Regions from separate parts of the Homo sapiens genome. Here region 2 is linked to region 1. Evidence: chromatin contacts called from ENCODE Hi-C or POLR2A ChIA-PET data. All regions are on one chromosome and are shown on one strand. Each heading gives the region's core, a stretch centred on a gene start or an enhancer-like site at or near the end of the contact. The rest is flanking DNA. Distances are from core to core; before and after follow the strand shown. Region 1 holds the start of ILF3 (interleukin enhancer binding factor 3). Region 2 holds the start of TNPO2 (transportin 2).

Evidence for each region. A loop is a pair of places that touch in the nucleus more often than their neighbours do. ChIA-PET counts read pairs that join two places held with the same protein, here RNA polymerase II (POLR2A). Pooled maps may share reads with other maps.
Region 2: a loop to region 1 is called in a pooled map, with 6 times the contacts of the local background. The contact joins the promoter of TNPO2 here to the promoter of ILF3 in region 1. A Hi-C loop is called at or near these places in 5 of 50 pooled maps. POLR2A ChIA-PET finds 5 or more read pairs at or near these places in 2 of 52 experiments (AG04450 and Caco-2).

What each region holds. Positions count from the first base shown.
Region 1 is chr19:10,652,016-10,657,207 of GRCh38, forward strand. It overlaps ILF3 (interleukin enhancer binding factor 3), which reads left to right and starts at 2,331. Exons shown (of 20, transcript NM_017620.3): 1 at 2,331-2,472. ILF3-DT (ILF3 divergent transcript) reads right to left here and starts at 1,857. Exons shown (of 1, transcript NR_024333.1): 1 at 1-1,857. RefSeq lists enhancers at 339-841, 842-1,343, 1,209-1,378, 1,619-2,088 and silencers at 2,179-2,418, 2,499-2,658.
Region 2 is chr19:12,721,643-12,726,834 of GRCh38, forward strand. TNPO2 (transportin 2) reads right to left here and starts at 2,290. Exons shown (of 26, transcript NM_001382241.1): 1 at 2,127-2,290; 2 at 1,607-1,723. RefSeq lists enhancers at 205-823, 824-1,441, 1,240-1,389, 1,442-2,060, 2,061-2,677 and a silencer at 650-739.

The DNA.
Region 1 (5,192 bases), core at 1,081-3,580:
TAATCTATAGCATAACTGCTGACTTAGCATAACTTGTGGCTTTGCACAGCTGTTGGCCTTGCAGCTGTGTCAAAAGAAAAACAGAGTCTACAAATCTTACTAAATACAACCATTGGCAAACAGTCATATTTAATGGTTCAGAAAAGGAGAGACAGTAAAGGAATTTTTCTTTTCAACTTTGCTCCGGAGGAGGCTGTCTGGAGCCCATTCCTTTGGCCTCGACTTTTCAGTGTTATAACTGTCCTTGAAGTAAGCTGGCTAAGCAGAGGAAAACTTGTTCTTGTTTTCTTTTTAACCCTTACCCCCTGCCACATAATCACATCTTTACACTTCTTTTTTTTTTTTTTTTTTTTTTTTAAGATGGGAAGTCGGAGTCTCGCTCTGTCGCCCAGGCTGGAGTGCAGTGGTGCCATCTCGGCTCATTGTAACCTCTGCCTCCCAGGTTCAAGTGATTCAAGCCATTCTTGTGCCTCTGCCTCCTGAGTAGCTGGGATTATAGGCGCACACCACCACACCTGGCGAATTTTTTTTTTTTTTTTTTTTTGAGGCTGAGTCTCACTCTATCGCCCAGGCTGGAGTGCAATGGAGCAATCTCGGCTCACTGCAACCTCCGCCTCCTGGGTTCAAGCGATCCTCCTGTCTCAGCTTCCTGATTAGCTGGGATTACAGGCGCCCTCCACCACACCCAGTTAATTTTTCTATTTTTAGTGGAGACGGTGTTTCACCATGTTGGCCAGGCTGGTCTCAAACTCCTGACCTCAAGTGATCCGCCCACCTCAGCTTCCCAAAGTGCTGGGATTACAAGCGTGAGCCACCACGCCCAGCCAGGAAACCCATTTTCAACACCTCCTTGCTCTTTTTTTTTTCTGAGACAGAGTCTCGCTCTGTCGCCCAGACTGGAGTGCAGTGGCGCAATCTCGGCTCACTGCAACCTCCGCCTGCCAGGTCAAACAATTCTCCTGCCTCAGCCTCCCAAGTAGGTGGGACTACAGGCATGTGCCACCACACCCGGCTAATTTTCTTTTGTATTTTTAGTAGAGACGGGGTTTCACCATGCTGGCCAGGCTGGTCTCGAACTCCTGACCTCGTGATCCGCCCGCCTCGGCCTCCCAAAGTGCTGGGATTACAAACGTGAGCCACCGCGCCTGGCCTTCCTTGCTCTTCTTGCTCCAAATCCTGGGAACGTCTGAATCAACAGGCGGACATCTGTCAAACCTTCCTAGCAACTACGCCTGCGGATGGCCAACCTGACCCTGGAAGACAGTGGGGTTTAGTTAAGCACAGATTGTACATCGGGGGCCTCATAAGGCGCCTGGAAGCATTCAAGAACACCACGCTTGTAAGGACAAAGCACTCGGTCACGGGCGCCTTTACTTCGGAGCTCCGCGCTGCTGCTGGACGAGCGTCCGTTGAGTCCCAGCCCCAATTTTTCCAGGAAATGGCGGTGAGCCCTCTAGTGAGATATTTTTTGGCCTGGGCCTCAGTTTCTCCATCTGTCAATGGGGGAAGGGGAAGGCGGGCTAGAGGACCCCGACCAGGTCGGCTGCAGCCTTCGGAAGCTACGGCCCAGGGACGCCACACCAAGGCAGGTCTGCGGGACGAAAGAACCCAAGAACCCGGGCGCGCATTGGCGCCGGTCCCGGGCTCAAGGGGCAGCAACGAGGAGACGCTGGACCTGGCCGTTCCTCGCACACATCTCTAACCTTCTGTGCCTCTCAAGGGAGATGGGGTGAGCATAGCCACCTCCACTGGAGCCCGAAAATCCCCGGCCGAGATACCGCCACTAAAAAGGTACACATGCGTCAAAGCCTCTCGGAGCCATTTCCGCTAACGTACTCAGGGCGACGGGCGTAAGATGGCGGCCGCGCAGGCGCAAAATGTCGCAGCCGTAGGGAGGCTCCGCCTCTGACGCTTGCCTTGCATCACGTGGTAATGGCCGCTCAAAAAACGCCTTAGCGAAAACCAGAGCGTGCCCTCGTCACGTGATGGAGGACTCCCAGTACGGCAAAGGGAAGGCGCCAAAAGTTGTCAGATGGCGAAGGAAACCGCGAAATTCGCCATTGTCACATGATGGAGCAACCTATCGAAAGCGGAGGGAAAGGTGCCGAAGTCACGTGACTACGCACGCAAACACTCCCGCTTGCACCACGTGCAACTCACGCCCACCCCCTCAGCCCCCCCCTTATCTCTTTTCGCCCCTCCCTCCCATTTGGGTTGGGCCTGCGTCGAGGCGCAACGCGGCGTCAAAGGGGGCGGGGCTTCAGCCGGTCACGTGTTCCCGCACCTCCCCGGCGCGCGCCTGCCCGCCCGCCCGCTCGCCCCCGGTCCGGACTCCTCCTCCTCCTCTTCTCGCCATTGCAGTTGGACCCAGCAGCCCGGCGCGCACCGCGTGGCTTTTGGGGGCAGACCCCGGCGGGCTGTGGCAGGAGGGCGGCGGCGGCGGCTGCGGTCGAAGAAGGGGACGCCGACAAGGTAAGCGTCAATGTGGCGGCGGCCGGGCCCGCTCCCGCCTCTGCCCCTCCCCCCGCCCGCCCTCAGTGAGATCCCCACTGAGGGTTCGCGGTGACAAGGCTGGAGGGATCCCACGCTCGCCGCCTCCGCCCGGTTCCCTCATCCCGGCGCCTGGCCCGTTCCTCCCTTGCCGGCCTCGCTCCCGCGCTCGGCCGTTAACTCTCTTCCATTGTGCGGAGGAAACAAAATGGCGGCTGCGGCGGCGGCGAGGACTCGGTGCGCGCGCAGCCGCTCCCCCCCGCACGCGGCCCCTCGGCCGGCGGCGGCGCCACGCGCGGGGGGGTGCGCGCGCACCGGGCCCCCGGCTGCCGCCTCCCCGCGGCTGGGCTTTTGTCTGTTGCGGGGGTCCTGGGGACGCGCGCACGTGCTTGGAGCACACACCCCCTCGGGTCCCGAGTTCCGCGGCGGGGCGACCCCCCTTCCTCACTCCTTCCCTACCCCCTCCTCCTCTTTGTCCCGGTCCCGCCCCCGATTCCAGGAGAGTCCCAGGTTCCCGAGGCGGGAAAAGTCGCCTCCTTTGTCCTCACAGGTCGCGGAGAGGCGGACCCCCTCCTTGGAAGCCCCTTCCCACGCGGATTGCTGAGGAAGCCTTTGTGGGTTCGTCGGGTTTCCAAATCTCTGGTCAGCCAGGCCTCTCTCAGATCAGGGTCAAAACTTGAGAGGGTTTCAGCTTTTTCTTTAGTTAGTTTGTTTTCATTGTTGAATGTTTTTCCAGATTGTTAGTATTTGCCTTCTCTAGACCGGCAATCTACTTGGGTGCAAGCCTGGGCCCCGAAACGTGGATGCTTAAAACCCATTTCTACCTTTATTTTCTCAAGTAGTTGAACGATTGAGATTCTCGAGGTTACTCATGAGGTTCTGCCCCAGTTAATTCACCGCCTGGATGAATTATTTGGGGTGTACGGCGGTCTGCATGCTCCTCCCCCAGTTCAGTGGCCAAATTTGAGGAGAATGAGGGATCTCTTCTCCACATTTCCAACATTGTTTGCCAGTTGCTGCTTAGGTGACATGGATCAGCAACGAAGCGTCGGTTTCAGTGGTTTCTTTTTCTGGACTCCGGTAATTCACTGCTGCTGAATCTTTTTCAAGATTTTGCTCTCTTTAAAATGAGTGGTGTGATGGCATATTTGTGGTCCACATGGAATCGCGAGGTGCCATCCGAAGTTAGGATTCAAATTTAGGACTTTAAGCTCTCTTTTCCTCAGGTATTTGTGGATGGGAATCTCCATGGATTGCTCAGAGTGCTGCCACTGTCCCTTGTGCGTGATGCTTTGTGTGTGGTCTCGTGGGATGTAGTTACAGTAGCCGCCCAGACTGTGAATGAAGTGTGGGAACCAGGGCCTCATTCACAGCTGGAAAGCAGGAGGAGGCCGCAGGACATTGGCAGGTGCTCCTCTCCCTGTTCCGTGGTGCTGGGGCCCCTTGCTTATGTGGGTGGCTCTTGGTCCCTGGGATTTGTGAATGGAGTCTGCAGGCCCCAGTGTTGTCTGGAATATTCTTTAGTTCAGATTGGAGGCTAGCAATGACTGCCAGGCTTGGCCTTGCCGCCACTGGGCGCTATTTATCACTCTCCCTATCTTCCTGGAGCTTAGCCGAGTCTTCCTGGAGCTGAGAGGTGCCTAATTGTTTGTGGTTTTTCTGATTGAACTTGTTTGGTGCCTCTAGGCAAAAATTCCTTTGGCTCCTTCTAGTATTTTCAGGGTCTTGAAGGCCCATATTCCTGAGCATGAGGAATCTAAGTCTGTTATTTTTTCCTAAATTTTCATGTTAAATACCACGTTGACAAAGGACAGCTGCTAATATTTTGATCACACAGATACAGACGGTGCTCCCTGGTTAAGGCCTCCAGGTAGGGGACAGGTAGAGTCAGTGATGGGGAAGAAGCCTTCTGTAAGTCCCTTTCCTTTGGGTAGACAGTAGATTACCCTTTAGGCTTTAGCAAGATGTGGGGGTTAGAAGTCTTCTATTCTTGGAAAAGCCTTTAGTCGTTTTCTTTGGGCTGGGGCCTCTTCTCTTAGGGACTGCTGTCACCCTTTCTCGGTTTCTTTTGATTACCTTTCATGGCCCCAGAGGAGTGATCCCTTCCCTTATTTATACCTCTTGGACTTGTCATCCTGCTACATTTTGTCAGCAAGTTAATTCACCTTGTGCAGTTTTGAAAGATGTGTAAGTGTTAACATTTAGTATTAGCATTTATGGCCCAGGAAATTGTGACCTTAATATTTGAATCTTGCTTTTATTAAACCTTTACAGGAACTAGGATTTTGTAGGGTTTTTTTTTTTTTTTTTTTTTTGAGTTAGAGTTTAGCTCTTGTTGCCCAGGCTGGAGTGCAATGGCGCGATCTCGGCTCACCGCAACCTCCACCTCCCGAGTTCAAGCGATTCTCCTGCCTCAGCCTCCCGAGTAGCTGGAATTACAGGCATGCTCCACTACACCTAGCTAATTTTGCATTTTTACTAGAGATGGGGCTTCTCCATGTTGGTCAGGCTGGTCTCGAACTCCGAACCTCAGGTGATCCACCGGCCTCGGTCTCCCAGAGTTGTGGGATTACAGGCGTGAGCCACCATGCCCAGCCTTCTAGGTTCTGTTTATTGGATGCTTTTTATCTTAACAAAGTCCTGGCAGAGAAAGATTTGATTTGTTTCCATCAGGAAGTTTGGAATCTGAGGCAGATAGTGGT
Region 2 (5,192 bases), core at 1,040-3,539, 2.1 Mb after region 1:
CTTAATCAGGCCCAAAGCAGTCCCCAGGTAGGTCTCTGCTGCCTCTTCGAATGAGAGCCAGCCAAGCCCGGCCAACCCACTATAGGAGCCCCCTGGACCGATCCCAGTCGCCTTCCCCAATCAGGTCTGGCCAAGCCTCTCCCTGAAATTCCCTCCGACCCTGTCAGCAGTAACCCCTGCTGACGGATCTCTGTTGCCTCTCCCAGTCAAGTTCGGCCGAGCCCCCCACCACCTCGTGTCAGTAACCCCCTGGTCCGATCCTTGCAGCCTCCCCCAGTTCGGCCTGGGTAAACACCCCCCGGGGCATTCCCCTCAACGGATCCCAGCAACGCCTCGAAGTCAGATCCAAGAAAACCCTCTAGGCCGAAGTCTGACGCCCCTCCCTGTCAGGACCCAACGAGCTCCCCTCCCCCCACCCCGCTCAACTTTTCAGTGCGGCCTCCCCCAATCAGACCCAACCAAGCCCCACCGAAACAGGCCCCTACACACACCCGATCCTCGCGACGTCCCCCAATCAGGCCCCAAGCAGTCCCCAGACGCTTCCCCCAATCAGATCCCCTCCAGCCCGACCCCAGCAGTCCCACTGGCCCTCTTCTTGAGGAGCCCCGACATGGCCTGGCTCCGAGGCCCCACCCCCTAAGCTCTGCTCGGTTCCCCCCTCCCCCGCCCGGCCCGTTCTAGCTGCCAGGAGGATCGGGCCCAACCGGCTTCCCGGCCTTTCCCGGTCGGGCGCGGCCCCGACGCCCGGGCCGCGCGCGGCGCAGGCTCGGTGCCCGGCGGGGGTCGACGCAAGCCGGGGCCAAGAGGGTCGGGCTCTGAGTGAGGCCCACTTACCCGGCCCCGGGCAGCAGCGGCGGCAACTCGCGCTGCGGCTTCTCCAGAGACTCGCGCGGAAGGAGGGAGCCAAAGAGAGAGAATTAAAAAAAAAAAAAAAAAAAAAAAAGAAAGAAAGAAAAAAAAAAAAGAAAAACGCGGCCGTAGGTGAGCCGCCGCGGCTCCCGTACTCCGTTCAAACTGGTCCCGCCGAGCCAATCGGAAGGTTCAACCTTCACACGTGCCCTGGCACTTGGGAAACCCGGGCTGAGACAAGGTCCGGTCACGTGACCAAAGAGTTGCCGTTTCTTTGGCCTCTCTAGCCAGCCGGTCCTCCCAGTGTCTCGTTTTCCCAGCATCTTTCACTGACCTGACCGCAAGCTCTTTAGCTGGAGCCAGGAGTTTGGTAGCGCGTGGGGACTTTGTGTGTGATGGATCCAGGAACCCCTCGGCCAGAGCCAGCACCCTCCTTGTCACCTTCCTCCACTAAAAATTGAAATGTGCCTCCCTTCCCCCATCCAGAGGTACTTGGGAGGAGTACGCTGTGTGTGCGCAAGGAAAGAGCTGAGCGTGCTCTTTATACCCCAGAGACAAAGGAAAGAAAGCAGGACAAAGTAAGTGCCTGAGACAAGCCGGGTTCCTACAGAAGCCTCTGCCACTTTTTGCATTATTTTCCAGTACTGTTTGATAGTTTTTACAAGGAGATGAAAAAGCCACAAGGATATAAATTTTTGAATAAAACGAAATGAACTAATAAAATAAACTTTGAACCACGCCTAATCCCTTTCCCTACCTGAAGTTGAATGAGGTGGAACAGCGCAGGAAATTCTGGCAAGGGCAGGGTCATGAAGAAAGAAATCTTCTTGATCCTTGCGACGTCTGAAGACAGTAGGGCACCGTTTTTCCTTCTCTTGAGAGAGGAGCAGATGGTAAAAAGCTGGAGACCCTGTAGCGTCTTGGTTTCCCCTCCCTGCCCTGCCGATAACAAAGTGGGAGACCTCCTGCCACTTGAAGCCTCAGTTTCCCCACTTGTCAAATGGGTATAAGAGCAGTTCGCGCGATTAGAGATCATCCAAGTTAAGCATGACCTGGCCAGCTCTGAATTGTTCCTTAAAAACGTGGCTTTACCCTCCAAGGCTCAAGGCTGTTCTTTTACTGTATTCAGCCCCTCCCTAAGCCGATATTTAATGAATTCACCAGCTCTAATCCCAAAGAACAACCCACCCTGCCCTGAGGAACTTTTTGACCCTCGAGAGAGGCAGAGGTCAATTTTTGCCCCTGCCTGAAGGAGGGGAACAGCTATCTCAACCCACTTGCCGTAGGCAAAGTCAGTCCCGGCTCCGTTCATTCATGAAAATCAAGTCCCGGGCCTCCAAGGTTAGGGAAGTGTCGGCAGGCGCCTAACTCCACTCGGAGAATCGCGGAAGACACCCTAAAGGAGCAGTTGGGATTCCGAGGTAGCCAGTTCCGCTGGACTGAAACCTGGGCTGAGAAACACGTGCAGAAAGCCGCCACCAAGGCATGCGTAAAGGCCTCCCTCTCCCCCACCCTCCGATAAGCCCTGGAACTACAAATCCCGTCCTGCCATGCGCCAGGGTCGCCGCGCTTTGGGGTTTTGGCTGAGACTCAAATTGGCAGGAGGGTCTCTAGACCAACCGAGGTGCATGGGGAGCAGAAGAGTGAGACTGGGGAGCTGGGGCTGGATTTGGGGGTTCCTGGAGCGAGTGTGAACGATAAGAGCTTTCTGGTCAAATTTGGGGGCTGCCCCAGATAAAGATCAGATGGGGAGCGAGTTTGGGATGCAGGAGACAATTTGTTAAGGTTCACCCCCTTCATATAATATGGCAAATTTTCAGCGGCCCTCCGCAAGCCTTGGGGCAGAACAAAGTAGCCCCTGCTGCATGTGTGGTCCACATTGTTGGCCCTTGTGTGGTCACGGAATTTTTTCTTCCTCTCCAGCTGGTGAATTTGAGTGTTGAATCAGGACAAGGTTTTGGGTTTTTGTTGTTTTGTTGTTTTTGTTTTTCTATTTCTTTGTTTTGTTTTGTTTTGTTTTTGAGACGGAGTCTCGCTCTGTTACAAGGCTGAAGTGCAGTGGCGCGATCTCAGCTCATTGTAACCTCCGCCTCCCGGGTTCAAGCGATTCTCCTGCCTCAGCCTCCCGAGTAGCTGGGATTACAGGCATGCGCCACCACGCCCGGCTAATTTTTTTTAATAGAGATGGGGTTTCACAATGTTGACCAGGATGGTCTTGATTTCTTGACCTCATGATCTGCCTGCCTTGGCCTCCCAAAGTGTTGGGATTACAGGCGTGAGCCACCGCGCCTGGCTTTTTTTGTTTTTTTGTTTTTTGAGATGGTGTCTTGCTCTCATTGTCCCGGCTGAAGTGCAATGGCTCAATCTCGGCTCACTGCAACCTCCGCCCCCGGATTCAAGCGATTCTCCTGCCTCAGCCTTCCGAGTAGCTGGAATTACAGGCGCCTGCCACCACGCCAGGCTAATTTTTTGCATTTTTAATAGAGATGGGGTTTTGCCATGTTGGCCAGGCTGGTCTTGAACTCCTGACCTCAGGTGATCCACCTGCCTCGACCTCCCAAAGTGCTGGGATTACTGTGCCCGGCCCAGTTTTCCTATTTCTTTCTTTCTTTCTTTTTTTTTTTTTTTTTTTTTTTTTTTTTTTTTTTTTGAGACACTGTCTTGCCCTGTCGCCCAGGCTGGAGTGCAATGGTGGGATCTCAGCTCATTGCAACCTCCGCCTCCGGGATTCAAGCTATTCTGCCTCAGCCTCCCGAGTACCTGGGACTACAGGCACCCGCCACCACACCCAGCTAATTTTTGTATTTTTAGTAGAAACAGGGTTTCACCATATTGGCGAGGCTGATCTTGAACTCCTGACCTTGTGATCTGCCCGCCTTGGCCTCCCAAAAAGTGCTGGGATTACAGGTGTGAGCCACCGTGCCTGGCCTTTTTTCCTTTTTTTTTTTTTTTTTTATTTTGAGGTGGAGTTTTGCTCTTGTTGCCCAGGCTGGAGTGCAATGGTGCAATTTCGGCTCACCACAACCTCTGCCTCCCGGGTTCAAGTGATTCTCCTGCCTCAGCCTCGCGAGTAGCTGGGATTACAGGCATGTGCTACCACGCCCTGCTAATTTTGTATTTTTAGTAGAGACCGGGTTTCTCCATGTTGGTCAGGCTGGTCTCGAATTCCCGACCTCAGGTGATCCACCTGCCTTGGCCTCCCCAAGTGCTGGTATTACAGGCATGAGCCACCATGCCTGGCCTTTTTTCCTATTTCTTAAGCACCTACTGCATGTCAAGTGGTTTCCAAATGTTATCTCATTAATACCGGATGTGGTGGCTCATGCCTGTAATCTCAGCACTTTGGGAGGCCGAGGGCAGATCACGAGGTCAGGAGATTGAGACCATCTTCTGGCTAACACAGTGAAACCCTGTCTCTACTAAAAATACAAAAAAATTAGCCAGGAGTGGTGGCCTGCGCTTATAATCCCAGCTACTCAGGAGGCTGAGGCAGGAGAATCGCTTGAACACGGGAGGCGGAGGTTGCAGTGAGCCAAGATCACACCACTTCACTCCAGCCTGGGCGACAGAGCGAGACTCTGTCTCAAAAAAAAAAAAAAAAAAAAAAAAGGCCAAATGTTATCTCATGCAAATCTCACAACAGCCCTATGCCTGGCAAACTTACCCTAGTTCAATTAGAAGCTCTCTGTGCCAAAAGAAACTCACAGAATTGGTGTCCAACCAGCCGGGCGCGGTGGCTCACGTTCATGCCTGTAATCCCAGCATTTTGGGAGGCCGAGGCGGGCAGATCACAAGGTCAGGAGATCAAGACCATCCTGGCTAACACGGTGAAACCCTGTCTCTACTAAAAATACAAAAAAAAATAGCCAGGCGTGGTGGCGACCGCCTGTAGTCCCAGCTACTCGGAAGGCTGAGGCAGGAGAATGGCGTGAACCCAGGAGGCGCAGCTTGCAGTGAGCCAAGATCGCGCCACTGCACTCCAGCCTAGGCGACAGAGCGAGACTCTGTCTCAAAAAAAAAAAAAAAAGAATTGGTGTCCAACCGCGAATCTGAAATGTGAGACAAACGTGTTCTCAATTTACAGCAGCCTCCCTTCCCAAGCCTCTCATCACACTGTCCCCCGAGTTCAAAGGTCAGCACTTCAACTAACTTAACACAGTCCCCAAACGCAAGCCAACTTCTTCACCCTGGAAAGCACTAGCTGTTTTAAACAATGGCAGGGTTAGATTCTATGAATATTGCCCTTACTTTAGAACTTGACTCTAGAGATGCTTCTTTATTTTACCCCTATTTGATAGATGAAGAACCTGAAGTACAGAAAAGCTAAGTGACTTACCCAAGAT